Regions from separate parts of the Homo sapiens genome. Here all the other regions are linked to region 1. Evidence: chromatin contacts called from ENCODE Hi-C or POLR2A ChIA-PET data. All regions are on one chromosome and are shown on one strand. The core of a region is the stretch at or near the end of the contact, and the rest is flanking DNA. Distances in the headings are between cores, read along the strand shown. Region 1 has its middle 32 kb from the start of LINC02341. Region 2 holds the start of RGCC (regulator of cell cycle). Region 3 overlaps DNAJC15 (DnaJ heat shock protein family (Hsp40) member C15). Region 4 holds the start of EPSTI1 (epithelial stromal interaction 1).

Region 1 (3,452 bases), core at 561-3,060:
ACTTTTTTCTCTCCATTGCTTTGGAAACTATACATTTAACTTTTTGGTAGGTTATATCTTTACCATACATGAGTTTTCTAATAACATCTGAAATTATTCAGTCACTCTCATTCCTCTATCTTCCTTATTTTTGTCACCTAGAATTTAAAATAAAAGAGTTATTTTTGATAGTTAGTAGTTAAATTATCAATATAATTTACCAGTTTCTTTGCTCACCATTTAAAATAAATTTGTACTCCTTCTTTGTGATCCTTTTTCCTCTTGAGGAACTATTTTTCATTTAGTGAGTGTCCGTAGGTGTTAAAAGTTCTTAGACTTCATATGTCTAAAAATATCTACCTCACCTTCTTCTTAAATGATAGTTCAAATAGGTAAAGAATACTTATTTTTCCTTAAGCTTTGATCACATCACTCTTCTGTCTTCTGATATTTGTTGTTAATGATGAGAAGTCTGCTGTTGGTCTTATTGCTACTCTTTTGTGGATTGTCTTTTTCCCTGTTAGATTTTAAATTTTTTTCTCTATAGCAATGTTCTGCAGTTTCATTACAATGCATCTAGTTAGGAATATATATATTTGATGCCCAGTGTTCACTATAAATCTATGATTTTTTTCAATACTGGAAAATTATGAACTGTTAGTTCCTTCTATATATTTTTTTCTACACCAATTCTTCTATTCTTTCATTTTGGGGCTGCTGTGAGTCTTCTGTTGGAATCCCTCAGTCTGTCCTCTTGGCTTCTGATGACCCTTTTCATGTCTTCTTTTTATCTTCTGTGCTATCTTCTGGGCAGTCTGTGAGCTTCCAATTTCAATGACAGTATATTCTGTTTTCAGGACTAGTATTTGGTTGCTTTTCAGAACCATATATTGTTTATTCATATCTGCTTTTTTTGTTTGTTTGTTTCTCATAGATGTAATTACTTCCTTTATCTCTGAGGGTTTTAAGCATGCTTCTTTTAAATGCTTTTGAGATTGCTCAGGTGTTTCTATTTGGAGGGAGTAAATGTTGCTGGTCTTTGAGCTTGTTGTCTAACTTTCTTCCTGTTAAATTTTCTTTCAAATTTAGGTTTGTATGCTCTTCCTGAGGAGCTCACTTCTCCCCATAGCTCTGGGTTATTTTCCTCCCCAGTTAATGGTTTTGACATTGCCTCTGTCTGGTTCCCAGGAACTCTGTTCTGGATCCAGGTTGAATGTTGGTGGATGGGCTCTTACCTCATGTACTGGGGATACCTACATGTAGCCACTCAGCTGGTGGGTGGCTTCCCCCAGGACGGGGCTCCAGGGCTGTGCCTGCTTCCTGCCCATCCACTGGCCTATAGAAAGGCCAATGTTTTAGCTTTTCCACCTCCTTTTACAAACAAGGGAGCTCAGCACCATGCCTGGCTTCAGGTGGTGATCCTGACTTGGGTCCTCTGCCATATCTGGAAGGTTTTGCTCCCTGTTACCCCAAAAGAATCAGACTTTGGTCATCTATGCCTTCTTGACCAAGAGACCAAGAGGCCCATGGTTTTGACACTATTTATTACTCTTTCTTTTTCATGGAAGTATTTATCTGATTTTTCAGTGTGATTTTATTTTTATTGCAGAAATACATGTTTTACATATTATTGCTGTGTTTGGAGTAGAGATGAGGGGGCCCACAACTTGAGCTCAAAATGCCATTTTGCCAGGGAATATCTCTCCCTATTAATCTTTGTGTTCCCATGCTTGTCACATAGCAGGTGCTTGATGAATTTTGGTGGTTTGCTGTTACTGAGACATGGGCCTATTGGAGGCACAGAGGCCTGATGGTGAGAAAACCCCAGTTACCACAAAGTCAGGGAAAGCTCTGTCTGAGGCCCTCTTCTGTGACTTGGAGGCCTATCTCAGAAAGCTCTACTTCCTGGAAGGACTATCAGGGTGTTAAAGTGTCCTCGCTACTAGAGAGAGGACTGATCCTTTTAGTGCAGAAAAGCATCCTCATCCACTTATGAGCCTTTCGTGTAGTGTTTAAAGAAAGTGTTGTCATTTAAGCTGATTTGTGGCCCATCAGAAGACTCAATATCCCCAAATTTGGATTCCTGGGCCAGTGGGTCAGTGTTCTCTTCAGCAGACTGCCTCAGTGGTAGAGACAGGAGCTGCATTGATTGTTGACAGGACACCAACCTGTGTGAAAAGCAGGTCTCACATAATCTGTCCAGGCGATAATCTGCTTTAGGATTGATAGATGCCCTCTGTGGAGAAAATAAGTCAGTAATGTGCTCTCAGCAGGAAACTTTGTCAGCAGCGGGTTGTTAGAAGTAAAGGGTGTGATTACAATCTAACTTCAGTGTAACTTTGACTCTTCCGTGTGTTTTTCTCATTTATCTCATGAGTCATAAAAACATTTTGATGATTGCAGCAAAGTCTGTGGCTACTTAGCTCTACCACACTGGAAACACTTTATCCAGTAATAGAAAGAAATAGAGTGCCACATTGTTATGTTCCAGAGATCCAGCCTCCGCTCTTTCTTTGTCTTTTATTGGAAACTTGTGAGATTTGGAAGACTGTTCCCTGGATGCATTTGGCATCCCAGTTTGCTGAGAGTTTCTACAGTTCTGGTTCACTGCTGGCTCAGCGTGGTGTGGGAGACATTGGGTGTTTTGCCTGTCCAGCATCTATTTCCATTCTTCTAGGAACTGGATGTTTCTGTCTGGTGGAGAACGTATTCCACAACTGGAGCCAGACCCACCCTGCCACAGAGGAAGCCACGTGACCCAGGAGTGGTTTAGAAATGGGCACATGACCCAAGCAGAGGCTTCCCAGGACCTTTCTGTTGGAACTATTTGAAACTACTTTCATTCCACTGGAATTCTATGCTGGCAACCACCTTCTCACCTTTTGGAGAGCACCTGTCCAGCAGGTGCAGAGAGAGGCACGTGTATGATGACATTGTCTGAAACCTTACATCAGCCTTGCCCGAGGTCAAATGCATTTCAGTGAATAAACTCATGGATTTCTTTCTTGATTTAAGCTAATTTGAGTTGAATTTCTGTCACTCAAGACTGAAAGTGTCCTGACCCTTATGTGTAGGAGTTAGGAGTGAGAAATCATTTAACAGAATTCTTGAGAGCATGCTCTGTTTACATCTTCACTCATTTCAAGCCCAGGCTACTTATGATGCATGCCTGGCCCTTAGGCACTCTCAGCATAGTTGTTTATGAAGGATTTTGGACAATAATTGACTTTTTGGGTGTCTAAGGTTTGAGTTTCTTTTATCAACTAGTGCTGGAGGAGCCAAATAGTCAAGACTGGGGAAAGGAGAGGAGGAAGAAGACCATGAAGTAGGGAACCTACTGATCCTAGGAGCCATCCAGGAACTGCAACTATTGTGTGCCTAAATACAGGAAGGGCCAGCGACTGAGGATGTGCCTTCTGGATGCCTGCCACGTTTCCTGCTCATTCACCCAAGCCTGCCGAGATATCAGTTTA
Region 2 (3,452 bases), core at 455-2,954, 940 kb before region 1:
GGAATAAAAAAAACTCTTCCTTCTTTAATCCGCTGTCTGAGGGGTTTTGTCCGCTGCTCATCCATGCTCCATTTCTTTGTTCCCTGACCGGGAATCGAACGCAGGCAGCAGCGGTGAGAGCACCGAATCCTAAGCACTAGACCACCAGGGGAACTTAGAACCTTGTGGGAAATAGATTGCGCACCATTAGAAGTGGGTTGGCCATCAGAAGGAAGCCTGGACAGGTCCCTTGTTTCTAAGGCGTGGCACAAGGTAACTGGTAAAGATACCTAGACCAGTTCCCATACATAGACACTTGGTGACAGCTGGTGCTAGAACCCCCACAGTGGCTGAGGGCATGCAGCAGCAATACTAGTAGCAAAGGGACAGATAGCTAAGGAAGGATCCCGCTCCACTCACCCAGGGAAATCAACTCCTGAAGTTCTGTTCGACCCCACATCAGAGGATCCATTGCAGGAGATGGCACCAGAGATCCCAGTGGTGTCCTCCCCTTAACAGGGAAAGAGGCTCCCCACTCTTGAGCCCACAGTGCTTGTGCCTCCACAAGACAAGCATATCCCTAGGCCACCCAGAGTAGACAAGAGAGGAGGACTATTCATATGATTAGTGGTCATTAACATATACTCCTTTGTGAGGTGTATGTTTCAATGTTTTGCTCATTTTTAATTTTTACCAGGTTGTCTATTTGTGATTACTTTGTAGATGGGTCTTTCTATATTCTGAAAACAAATCCTGGCTGGGTGCGGTGGCTCACGCCTGTAATCCCAGCACTTTGGGAGGCTGAGGTGGGCAGATCACCTGAGGTCGGGAGTTCGAGACCAGCCTGGCCAACATGGACAAACCCCGTCTCTGCTAAAAATACAAAAACTAGCTGGGAGTGGAGGCTGAATGTTTCACTCCGTTACATGTTAATTGCTCTACATTTAATTAGCCGTCTGTGGTGAGAGGCGAGAGGCTAGCGCCTAGCTCAGCGCACAGTCCAGGGCGTTCGCCCCCGCAGGCCGCGGGGCAGGGTGGCTCGTTACTCCGTGGACACTGCAAGGCGCCCTGTTCGCGCTGCGTCGACGCAGTAGTTTCTTCCCATAATAAACCCCTTCTAGATAAAGTCAGGCTGGCGGGAGCGCCCTGGACCGTAGTTCAGGCCCCCGCGCTCCGCGGTGGGAACAGTTCAGGACTCCCCCAACTCCTGCCCCTCTCGCCCCGACCCTCTCCACTCCGCCCGCCCACCATCTCGGAAGTCCCCTTGGGACAATGCGTAGGGGACCTCCGCGTCCCCGACACCCGACTGGGACACGGCCGCGGGCTCCTTCGTCCCTCACCGCCAGCCAGGGAGGCTCTGCATGCCCACGTCCACTTCACAGCCGAGGAAGCTGCGGCTCGCGGAGGTGCCTGGCACGCGGCGGGAAGCAGCAGAGCTCGCGCCCAGCAGTCAGCTCTGGTGACGCCGAGGACACCGCGTGGGCCGGGTTGTCAGGGCGCGGGGGCGAGAGGCGGGTAAATATTTGGGGCTGTAACCGGGGCTTCGGCGACTCCTCGTCACCGCGGTTCCAGGGCGGGCGCGTGGCGAGGGCGGTGCCTGGGGGCAGGGGCCTCCTCGGAGGGCGGCGGGGACAGACCCGTCGCCCCGGCTCCGCAGCCCCGCCCCGGCCCCGCCTCCGCTCCGGCCGCCGAAGGCTATAAGATCTAGGAACCCGAGCCGGTGGTAGGGCGGGCGCGGACCGTGCTGGGAGCGGCGCGGCTGGAGCGCAGCGCCGAAGGGACTGGCAGGGCTGAAGTGTGCGGGACAGCAAGCCCCCGAATAGCCCCGGCTGCCACCTCGCAGGACCCAAGGCCACGCGCGCCGGGCCCAGCTGAGCCGCCTCATGAAGCCGCCCGCGGCGCAGGGCAGCCCCGCGGCCGCCGCGGCCGCAGGTGAGTGCGGGGTCCGGGGTCCCCTTAAAGTCTCGGCTCTGCAGATGGCGGGTGAGAAAGGAGGGGCCCCGTGTCGTCCCTTCACACCCCCCACCCTTCCATCCTCCCCGGCGGGAACCTGTCCCCGGTCTTCCCGCGCGGGCGGCTGCAGCCTCCTTTCCGGCCCGGGCTGGCCCCCATGTCCCACCTTCCCTCCACCACCAGCTCCGCGCGCGCCCGGGGTTGGGGGGAGCGGCGGGGACAGGTAACCGGCAGCGCCTGGGGAGGAATCTGGCCGCGCCAAGTCGCTGGGTGACCCTGGGCCTGGCGAAGGCTCAGTTTTCTTGTCTGTAAAACGGACTTGGTAATAGAACGCACTTCGGGGGTGGTGGAGAAGATTACAAGGTAACAGCGACTGCGTGGCTGTCACTTGGCAGAGGCGCCAAGTGTCAGTTATCTTCGGGAACCGTGGCGGCCCCTCCTGGCCCTGGGAGGTGGTCCCGCTGCCCCCCTGACTTCCGTGCACTGAGCCCCTGGCCCTGCCCGCAGCCCCGGCCCTGGACTCGGCGGCCGCGGAGGACCTGTCGGACGCGCTGTGCGAGTTTGACGCGGTGCTGGCCGACTTCGCGTCGCCCTTCCACGAGCGCCACTTCCACTACGAGGAGCACCTGGAGCGCATGAAGCGGCGCAGCAGCGCCAGTGTCAGCGACAGCAGCGGCTTCAGCGACTCGGAGAGTAAGTGCGGCCCCCGCTAGGATGGCGCCGGGATCTCCCAGCTCCCAGGACCTGCCCCGCGAAGGCTGCGGCCTCAGTTTTCTTATCAGTAAACTGAGGAATGGTTTCCTGAAGCTCAACGCAGTAGGCCGAGTGGTGGCGGGGCCCCTGACGATAATCACGGGAAAGGTCGCTGGAGGGCAGGTTGGTTCACTTGCCGCCCACGGGTGTGTCACCAGGCAGGCGAGTTTAAGCAGCTTGTCCCGACTCAGCCAGACAGGACTCCCTGGACCTGCACCAGGCCTTTCCGCAGTTTCCCTCCTCTTCTCCTTTCCGTGCCTCTCCCCTCTCAGCTGTAACTTTGCAGATGTGGAACAAGTGCCAGTGGAATGAGGGGGCACAGTGGGGACATGGGAGGGCGCAGAACGGAAATATTCATGAAACCAGGAAAGGTTTCATAAGCCCAAACTGCTGTTCTTGGGATTTATGAAATAACTGCTTGCATTGTCTTCTGGCCCTTAGCTCTCAGACTTGTTGCTCCATTGCATGCAGTTATGAAAATCTTTGGCACTGCTGAGTTCAAGTATTTTTCAGCCAGGTCCTCCACCAGGCTGGAGGGGGAGCCAGAGAGCACATGGGCATGAAGGTGGTTCCTGGTGATCTTTCTCACAATGGAGACTACCCCAGGGTCTCTTTGTCCTGAACAACTTTGTCAACAACAGCAACAACAACAAAAACAACAAAAGAGACAGCTTTTTCCAGGAACTCACATGTCCTGGGAGGATTACAGGTACCTCAAACAGCAAATTAGGTGCCTTTTTAATATTACATGATTGTTGGTTTCAAAT
Region 3 (3,452 bases), core at 542-3,041, 650 kb after region 1:
ATAATGGTAAAGGTAGGGTGTCTTAATGTAGATTGGTTCAATTTAGATATGAAAGTCTGAAATTTATATTGGCTTGAAGATTTTAGGGCAGGATAATTTTATAAATTCTCGTTATTGTCATTTTATTGTGTCTGACACTTTTTCTTGAATGTAAATTCTCCTCCCCTCCTTATTCTAATCTGCATGTATAATACCTCTTTTACCCAAATTATATTGATTTGCCAGCAGTCTTTCTTGTTTCCTCTCTTTTTTTCTCCTTTCCACTTGCTGTTGTTTAAATTCAAAGAGTTTTCTTTGTGGAGACTGAACCTAATAGTAAGACAGCATAAAACACTGAGTTCAGCAGAAAGTGATTTGCTTGTGATTAACCCTTGAGAATTAACTCACTGCAAGATAACAAAGAATGAATGTTTTCCAAACATCTGGCTCATTCTTCTTTTCCATTAGTAGATGAGACCTCTCCATTTACCCTCTAGGTGTTAGGAATTCTCATACTGTTTCACTTAGGCTTTATCATACTCGTCACGGCATATTGTTAGAAAGTAAGTCCAAAAGAGAGTTCATGACATACCCTTTCTCTGCCACAGACCTCTCACAGTCCTTGCAGCAAAAGGCAGTTAGTGTCATTCTTTTAGTTGTTCAAGACAATAACCTTGACTCTTCTCTTTTCCTTTTAGTTGCTCAAGACAACTAAAAGGTCCTTTTAGTTCCTTTTGGTTGCAAAGACTTTATTTTCTTTGTCTTCCGAGAGACTTTTGGATATATTTACCTGGTCCAGGGTATTTTGAAGCATGACCATATGTTAGATTCTTAATTACGTTTAACTAGCATTGTCCATTATATTTTCTCATTTCAAAACCTTGACTCCATATCCAGTGTCTCAGCAAATCCTATTGGCCTTACCTCCGAACTCTATCTAGTATCTCACCACTTTCCTCATTTCCATCATTAATCGCTGTAGCCCAAGTGACCATTATCTCTTTCATGGATTATTTTAATAGACTTACAACTCATCCCCATGCCTCTGCTTTTCATCCTCTACAATCTATTCTCAACATGACAAGTAGAATGATCCTTAGAATTTTAATTGAAATAATCTTAGGCCTCTGCTCAAAACAATGATGTACTGTATCACTCGGAGAAAAGCTAGTCTTTATGTTGACCATATAAGGCCCAGCATGATCTGCTCCCCTTGTGACCTGTTCGACCTTGTTGCCTATTTTTTTCTCTTTCTCTTCCTGCTGTATGCACACTGGCCTTCTGGCTATTCGTTAGGCACACTGGGCACACCTGTGCTTTAGGGACTTTACACTTGTTCCCATTGCTAGTCCAAAATCTAAGGAATCCTTTTTCTTGCTTTAATTTTTTTCCAAAAGTCATTTTTTTCAGTGAAGCTTGCCCTACTCACTTTAAATTTGTTGCTCTTGTAGCAGGACAAGCCGCAGGCAAAACCTCTCAGACATCGAGTTGTAGAAGGAAGGGCTTTATTCAGCTGGGAGCATCGGCAAGCTACTGTCTTAAAATCCAAGCTCCCCGAGTGCACAATTTCCGTCCCTTTTACGGGCACACAACACTAAAGATTTTATATGAAAGGGTTGTGATTGATTGAGCAATCTAGGGGATATGTGACGGGGTTTCATGCACTGGTAGTCAGAGTGAAACAGAACAGAGCAGGGAGTTTCACAATGTTCTTCCATACAATGCCTGAAATCTATGGGTAACATCGGGTTCTAAGTCATGAGTTGATTTTTAACTACTAGGTTTAGGCCATGCAGGCTCGGGCGTGGTTTTGGGCCTGGGGCCAGGCTGCCTGTCTTTGATTTCACTTCCTTGTTTTTTTCTTAAAACAGGTACTGAGTATAAAATATAAAACAATGTGAGAGGGTCTCTCTCTTCCCTCACTCTCACCATACAAACACATACCTACTTCTTTATCTGCTTAATTTTTTTCCATAGCACAAATCACTGCGTAAAATAATTATATATTTTTCCTGTTAAAATTGTTTGTTGTCTGTCTCTCTTGCTAAAATGTACCTTCATGAGGATAGGGATTTTGTCTGATATATCCCTAGGGCTTAAAATCATGACTGGCACATAGTAAATACTGAGTATTTATTGAATTAATTAATGAACCAGTCAGAGATGGGAAATAGCCTTCAAGTGCCTGTTTGCTAAATTACCTAACCTTTTTATTGGGAGTTTATTTTCCTTAATGTTTGTTTAACAAATTAGTTATTCTTTCATGTTTTCCACATAACCTGTGGATTATCTTCATTTTTTTTTTTTTGTAAGGAAATTTACCAGACATAAGGTCCTAACTTTATTTTCTTTGTCTTCCGTGAGACTTTTGAATATATTTACCTGGTCCAGGATATTTTGAAGCATGACCATATGTTAGATTTTTAATTAAGTTTAACTAGCATTGTCCATTATATTTTCCCATTTCAAAACATAATTTCGGTCACCAGTATGGTACACATAAAATATGAGCTACAAGAGACATCTCGGTGGTGGTGAGAGACAGGACTAGTTGGACTTCCTAGGCCGACTAAGAATTCCTAAGCCTAACTGGGGAAGGTGACCGCACCTACCTTTAAACACAGGGCTTGTAACTCAGCTCACGCCCAACCAATCAGGTAGTAAAGAGGGCTCACTAAAATACAAATTAAGCTAAAAGCAGGAGGTAAAGAAATAGTCAAATCATATATCGCCTGAGAGCACAGGGGGAGGGGCAGTGATTGGGATATAAACCCAGGCATTGGAGCAGAGAGTGGGCAACCCCCTTTGGGTCCTCTCACATTGTACGGGAGCTCTGTTTTCATTCTATTAAATCTTGCAACTGCACACTCTTCTGGTCCGTGTTTGTTACGGTTCGAGCTGAGCTTTTGCTCGCTGTCCACCGCTGCTGTTTGCTGCCGTCGCAGACCTGCCGCTGACTTACACCCCTCTGGATCCAGCAGGGTGTCCACTGCGTTTCTGATCCAGTGAGGTGCACATTGCCGCACCTGATCAGGCTAAAGGCTCGCCTTTGTTACTGCACGGCTAAGTGCCCTAATCGAGCTGAACACTGGTTGCTGGGTTCCACCGTTCTCTTCCATGACCCACAGCTTCTAATAGCTATAATACTCACCACATGGCCCAAGGTTCAATTTCTTGGAATCTGTGAGGCCAAGAACCCCAGGTCAGAGAACAAAAGGCTTGCCGTCATTTTGGGAGCGGCCCACCCCATGTTGGGAGCTCTAAGACCAAAGACCCGCCCGTAACAGTGGTAAAGTTTCTTAAGATCATTTTCATGTCATTATACAAACTTTTAGAAAATGACGCTTTGCTAGATTTTGGAAATCCAAAGAAATAAAACACAGTCCCTACCTCCGGAAGCCTACATGTTGGAAGGGATTTGAAATAGGTAAATGAGTATTAACTAATGTAATATATATTACAGTAGAAAGATC
Region 4 (3,452 bases), core at 259-2,758, 600 kb after region 1:
AGCTAAGGGATGAAAGAAAATCTACTGTTTATCGGCCATAAGGTTATATACTGTTTCTTAGCAACCAGGGTTTGTCTTTCAGAGACTAGAAGTCGATGAAAAAGGAGAGACTAAAAATAAAACCATCTGGACAGTTCCAATTCACAGAGGCAGCACTTCAAAGGCAGTGATGTTGTGATAAACCATACTGTTGAGTTAAAGTTCATTCCATTGGCTAGAAAGAGAGGCTCATGACACTTGCTTAATAAATGTTTCCCGGATACTCACTGCAGTCCCTGAACCAAAGACCAGGAATAAAAGCTACCTATCTGTTCCTGCATAGAGCACATATCAACATCAGGGATGAGAGGTACTATGGTCACTCACCTCCTCACTCTCTCAGCTCCACTCCTCTGGTTGTAAGAGGCTAGTTTATCTGCGAGTCTTGCTGGGACGTAGGCTTGCTCCTACCTAGAGGCAGAATTTGAACCTTCTACCCCATATCACATTTCTTGTTGACCCTTACCTGTTAGTGTCTGATACAGTAATTCCGTTTAGGACACCAAGTTTTGTTTTTCTGTTTTGTTTTGTTTTGAGACAGTCTCGCTCTGTTGCCCAGGCTGGAGTGCAATGGCGCAATTTCCGCTCACTGCAACCTCCGCCTCCCGGGTTCAAGCGATTCTCCTACCTCAGCCTCCCAGGTAGCTGGGACTACAGGCACGTGCCATCACACCCAGCTTATTTTTTATTTTTAGTAAAGACTGGGTTTCACCATGTTGGCCAGGCTGGTTTCGAACTCCTGACCTCAGGTGATCTGCCTGCCTTGGCCTCCCAAAGTGCTGGGATAACAGGCTTGAGCCAACGCGCCTGGCCCAGCACCAAATTTTTAAAAACAGTAAGGGAAAAGTTATTTCCATACTGGTTGGAGTATGAGTTCTGGAGATACCTGGAAAATGACATCTTACTGGATGCCTAGGCAGTTCCGACACACCCATATCTTTCAATCCTGTAGCCAGTCACAAAAATCAGGAAAGTAGTATTCCTGGAAGGAACCGGGCTGGTTATTTACCAAAGGACTGCAAACTAGCCGACTCAATTTATAAGGTGCGGCATGGATACTTTCATTTAAGCAAATGAGCTTTCATTCAGTCAAAATCCCTGTTGTTGGGCCCCTGTGGTTTTAAACTCCAAGGACCAAGGTGCTTGTGAGTGAGTATGTTTGGGGCCCGGGCTCCCGCCCCGAAGCCAGGTTGTTAAAATACTCACCGCCTCTGGCCCGCGTGCACGACGCTCTCCCGCGAAGGGCCCTTAGGGGCTGCCTCCAAACCCTCTCTCTGGTCTTCCACGGGGCTCAGCTCCCCTTGCCGCCCAGAAGGGTCCTGGGGATCCCGGGTCGGGCGGGAGGCAGGGGAGGCGCCGAGCCCGGAGTTCACCACTCTATTGCGGGTGTTCATGGTTCACAGCCCGCGGGTCCCGGGCCGCCGTCGCTGCGGGAGGGATGCGGCTGGGACGCTTAGCGAGTCTCAAGATGGGATTCCAAAGTGCAGAGGCAGCGGTTTTAACAGCTGAGTTTCGGTTTCTCAGAATCAGCAGCAGACTGCGCCCGCCCCAGAGAACTTCCCCACGTATTCTCCACTGAGGCCCCGTCCGACCTTATCGCGGGTTAACAGCCCAGGATGTTGACTTGAGCTGGCTTGGTCGGCTACAGGTGAGACGGTTTAAAGTCTCACAATCACCTTAGAGGTTAATCAGAATAACTGGGATCAGCCACGGACACCTGGTGAGCGATTAGCCCGCAGAGTGACTACAATCCTGAAAGATACTTGAGAAACTGTTTAACAGGCAACTCTAATTTGAGGTTACCGCTGGATATTTGAGACTGTAAAAAATATATTAACCTTAAAATACCAGAGATTAGGTCAATAACTAAAATCATCTCAACAAAATGTCGCCTTTTATCAGTAATGACTGCTGTGTGGCTGTTACCAATGCACATACTTTCAAGTTAGAGGAAATGGAAACTGAAATCAAAAGAAAACAAAAACCTACAAAGCCGGAGAAGTAAGCTAAGGTAGACATGATTCTCCAGGCAGCCTTGCTAAGTAATTGACTAGACATTCGAGAACTATTAAAAATACCTGCTCTGTGCAGAACAGTGTGCAACGGTGATGTGGGGACATTTTAAAATATGGATGTGTAAGGCTCAGTTCCTGTAGGTTCAGGGGTGAGCTCTGGCATTCATATTTTTGAAAAGCTCCCAGATGATTCTGATGTGTGCCAGGGTTGGTCACCAGGGTCACAATGCCGTCTACACAAAGATGAGTGAAGGCTCTTCCCTCATGCTACCTGCATTCTAGGAGTATCCTAGTAGACAGGTAAACAAATGGGAATGCCACTTTGGGATAAATGAAATGACAGGCAGCTGTGGAGGCACAGAGAAACTGGGGATTAGCCCTCTGAGTAATTCAGGAACAGGGACATTTGAGAATGAGCCACCAAAGACATAGGAATTCACCAAGAAGAAGGAGATGCTATGGCAGAGGCTTGTCACTTAAAATGACATGGTGTGTACTTAATTCCAGGGGTTGTCATGTGGCTGGAGCACCCCAGTCCTAGGTCAGCAAGACAGTTAGGAGCTGGACTGTCTTCCTTATATTATTGGTGCTTAGAACAAAAAGACACATACAGGTTTGATAGCTAATGAAAGAATGAAATTGAAGGGTGGGCCAGGGTGGGACAGGAGAGGAGAAAATAATGACAAGGAACATGGTAGGAAAGTCAGTCAGGATTTCTATGCCATCCTAAGACATTAGGGTTTTGTAGAGTAGGCCAGAGTTTCACAAATTTCAGTAAGCATCAGAACCACTTGGAGGAGGGTGCGTTAAAACAGATTTATGGCCAGGCACGGTGGCTCACTCCTGTAATTCCAGTACTTTTGGAGGCCGAGGCAGGAGGATTACCTGGAGATCAGGAGTTGAAGACCAGCCTAGCCAACGTGGCGAAACCCCACCTCCACCTGGGCGACAGAGAGAGACTCCATCTCAAAAATATATATATATAGTTTCTGATTCAGGTCTGGGATGGGGCCCAAGGATTTGCATTTCTAACAAATTTCCAGGTGATACCAATGATGCCAGTCTCAGGATCACCCTTTGGGAACCACTGTTGTAGGCAATGTGGAAGGCACAGGAAGTTTTTCAATAGGGCAGTTACTCAATAATATCTGTTTTACAAAGTTAGCTTCTAACAATGTGAAAACGGAGATTGAAAGATGAAGAGACTGAAATCGGGAAGATAAATTCAGAGCCTAGTTACGTCTAGGTAAGAAATACAGATCTGAGCTAAGGCAACCCAGAAAGTGGGGAGCAAAATCAAGACATTTCACATGGGCCAGGCTCAGTTGCTCATGCCTGTAATCCCAGCACTTTTGGAGGCTGAGGCAGGAGGATCACCTGAGGCCAGGAGTTTAAGGC

Evidence for each region. A loop is a pair of places that touch in the nucleus more often than their neighbours do. ChIA-PET counts read pairs that join two places held with the same protein, here RNA polymerase II (POLR2A). Pooled maps may share reads with other maps.
Region 2: a map of naive thymus-derived CD4-positive, alpha-beta T cell shows a loop between it and region 1 (3-fold over the local background). The contact joins the promoter of RGCC here to the enhancer-like site in region 1. A Hi-C loop is called at or near these places in 1 of 168 maps with a recorded cell type or tissue (naive thymus-derived CD4-positive, alpha-beta T cell), 1 of 37 single-sample maps with no recorded cell type and 8 of 50 pooled maps. POLR2A ChIA-PET finds 5 or more read pairs at or near these places in 1 of 52 experiments (activated CD4-positive, alpha-beta T cell).
Region 3: a loop to region 1 is called in a pooled map, with 4 times the contacts of the local background. The contact joins two enhancer-like sites. A Hi-C loop is called at or near these places in 1 of 168 maps with a recorded cell type or tissue (naive thymus-derived CD4-positive, alpha-beta T cell), 11 of 37 single-sample maps with no recorded cell type and 12 of 50 pooled maps. POLR2A ChIA-PET finds 5 or more read pairs at or near these places in 1 of 52 experiments (activated naive CD4-positive, alpha-beta T cell).
Region 4: a loop to region 1 is called in a pooled map, with 6 times the contacts of the local background. The contact joins the promoter of EPSTI1 here to the enhancer-like site in region 1. A Hi-C loop is called at or near these places in 1 of 168 maps with a recorded cell type or tissue (GM12878), 8 of 37 single-sample maps with no recorded cell type and 13 of 50 pooled maps. POLR2A ChIA-PET finds 5 or more read pairs at or near these places in 4 of 52 experiments (activated B cell, activated CD4-positive, alpha-beta memory T cell and activated naive CD4-positive, alpha-beta T cell).

What each region holds. Positions count from the first base shown.
Region 1 is chr13:42,391,086-42,394,537 of GRCh38, forward strand. No RefSeq gene overlaps it. Among named protein-coding and RNA genes, the nearest start is that of LINC02341, 32 kb to the right of the region's middle. Within about 2 kb of position 1,811, at least 3 of the 41 ENCODE cell types and tissues checked have a DNase peak (open chromatin) inside an H3K27ac peak, as active enhancers do.
Region 2 is chr13:41,455,846-41,459,297 of GRCh38, forward strand. RGCC (regulator of cell cycle) reads left to right here and starts at 1,705. Exons shown (of 5, transcript NM_014059.3): 1 at 1,705-1,911; 2 at 2,440-2,625. The coding sequence starts at 1,863. RefSeq lists a silencer at 1,478-2,317 and enhancers at 1,891-2,568, 2,618-2,747.
Region 3 is chr13:43,043,885-43,047,336 of GRCh38, forward strand. All of the region lies in intron 1 of DNAJC15 (DnaJ heat shock protein family (Hsp40) member C15), which reads left to right. Among named protein-coding and RNA genes, the nearest start is that of DNAJC15, 22 kb to the left of the region's middle. RefSeq lists enhancers at 1,714-1,763, 1,864-1,923, 2,265-2,940. Within about 2 kb of position 1,792, at least 16 of the 41 ENCODE cell types and tissues checked have a DNase peak (open chromatin) inside an H3K27ac peak, as active enhancers do.
Region 4 is chr13:42,990,733-42,994,184 of GRCh38, forward strand. EPSTI1 (epithelial stromal interaction 1) reads right to left here and starts at 1,509. Exons shown (of 11, transcript NM_033255.5): 1 at 1,246-1,509. The coding sequence starts at 1,433. RefSeq lists enhancers at 1,523-1,642, 1,903-2,142.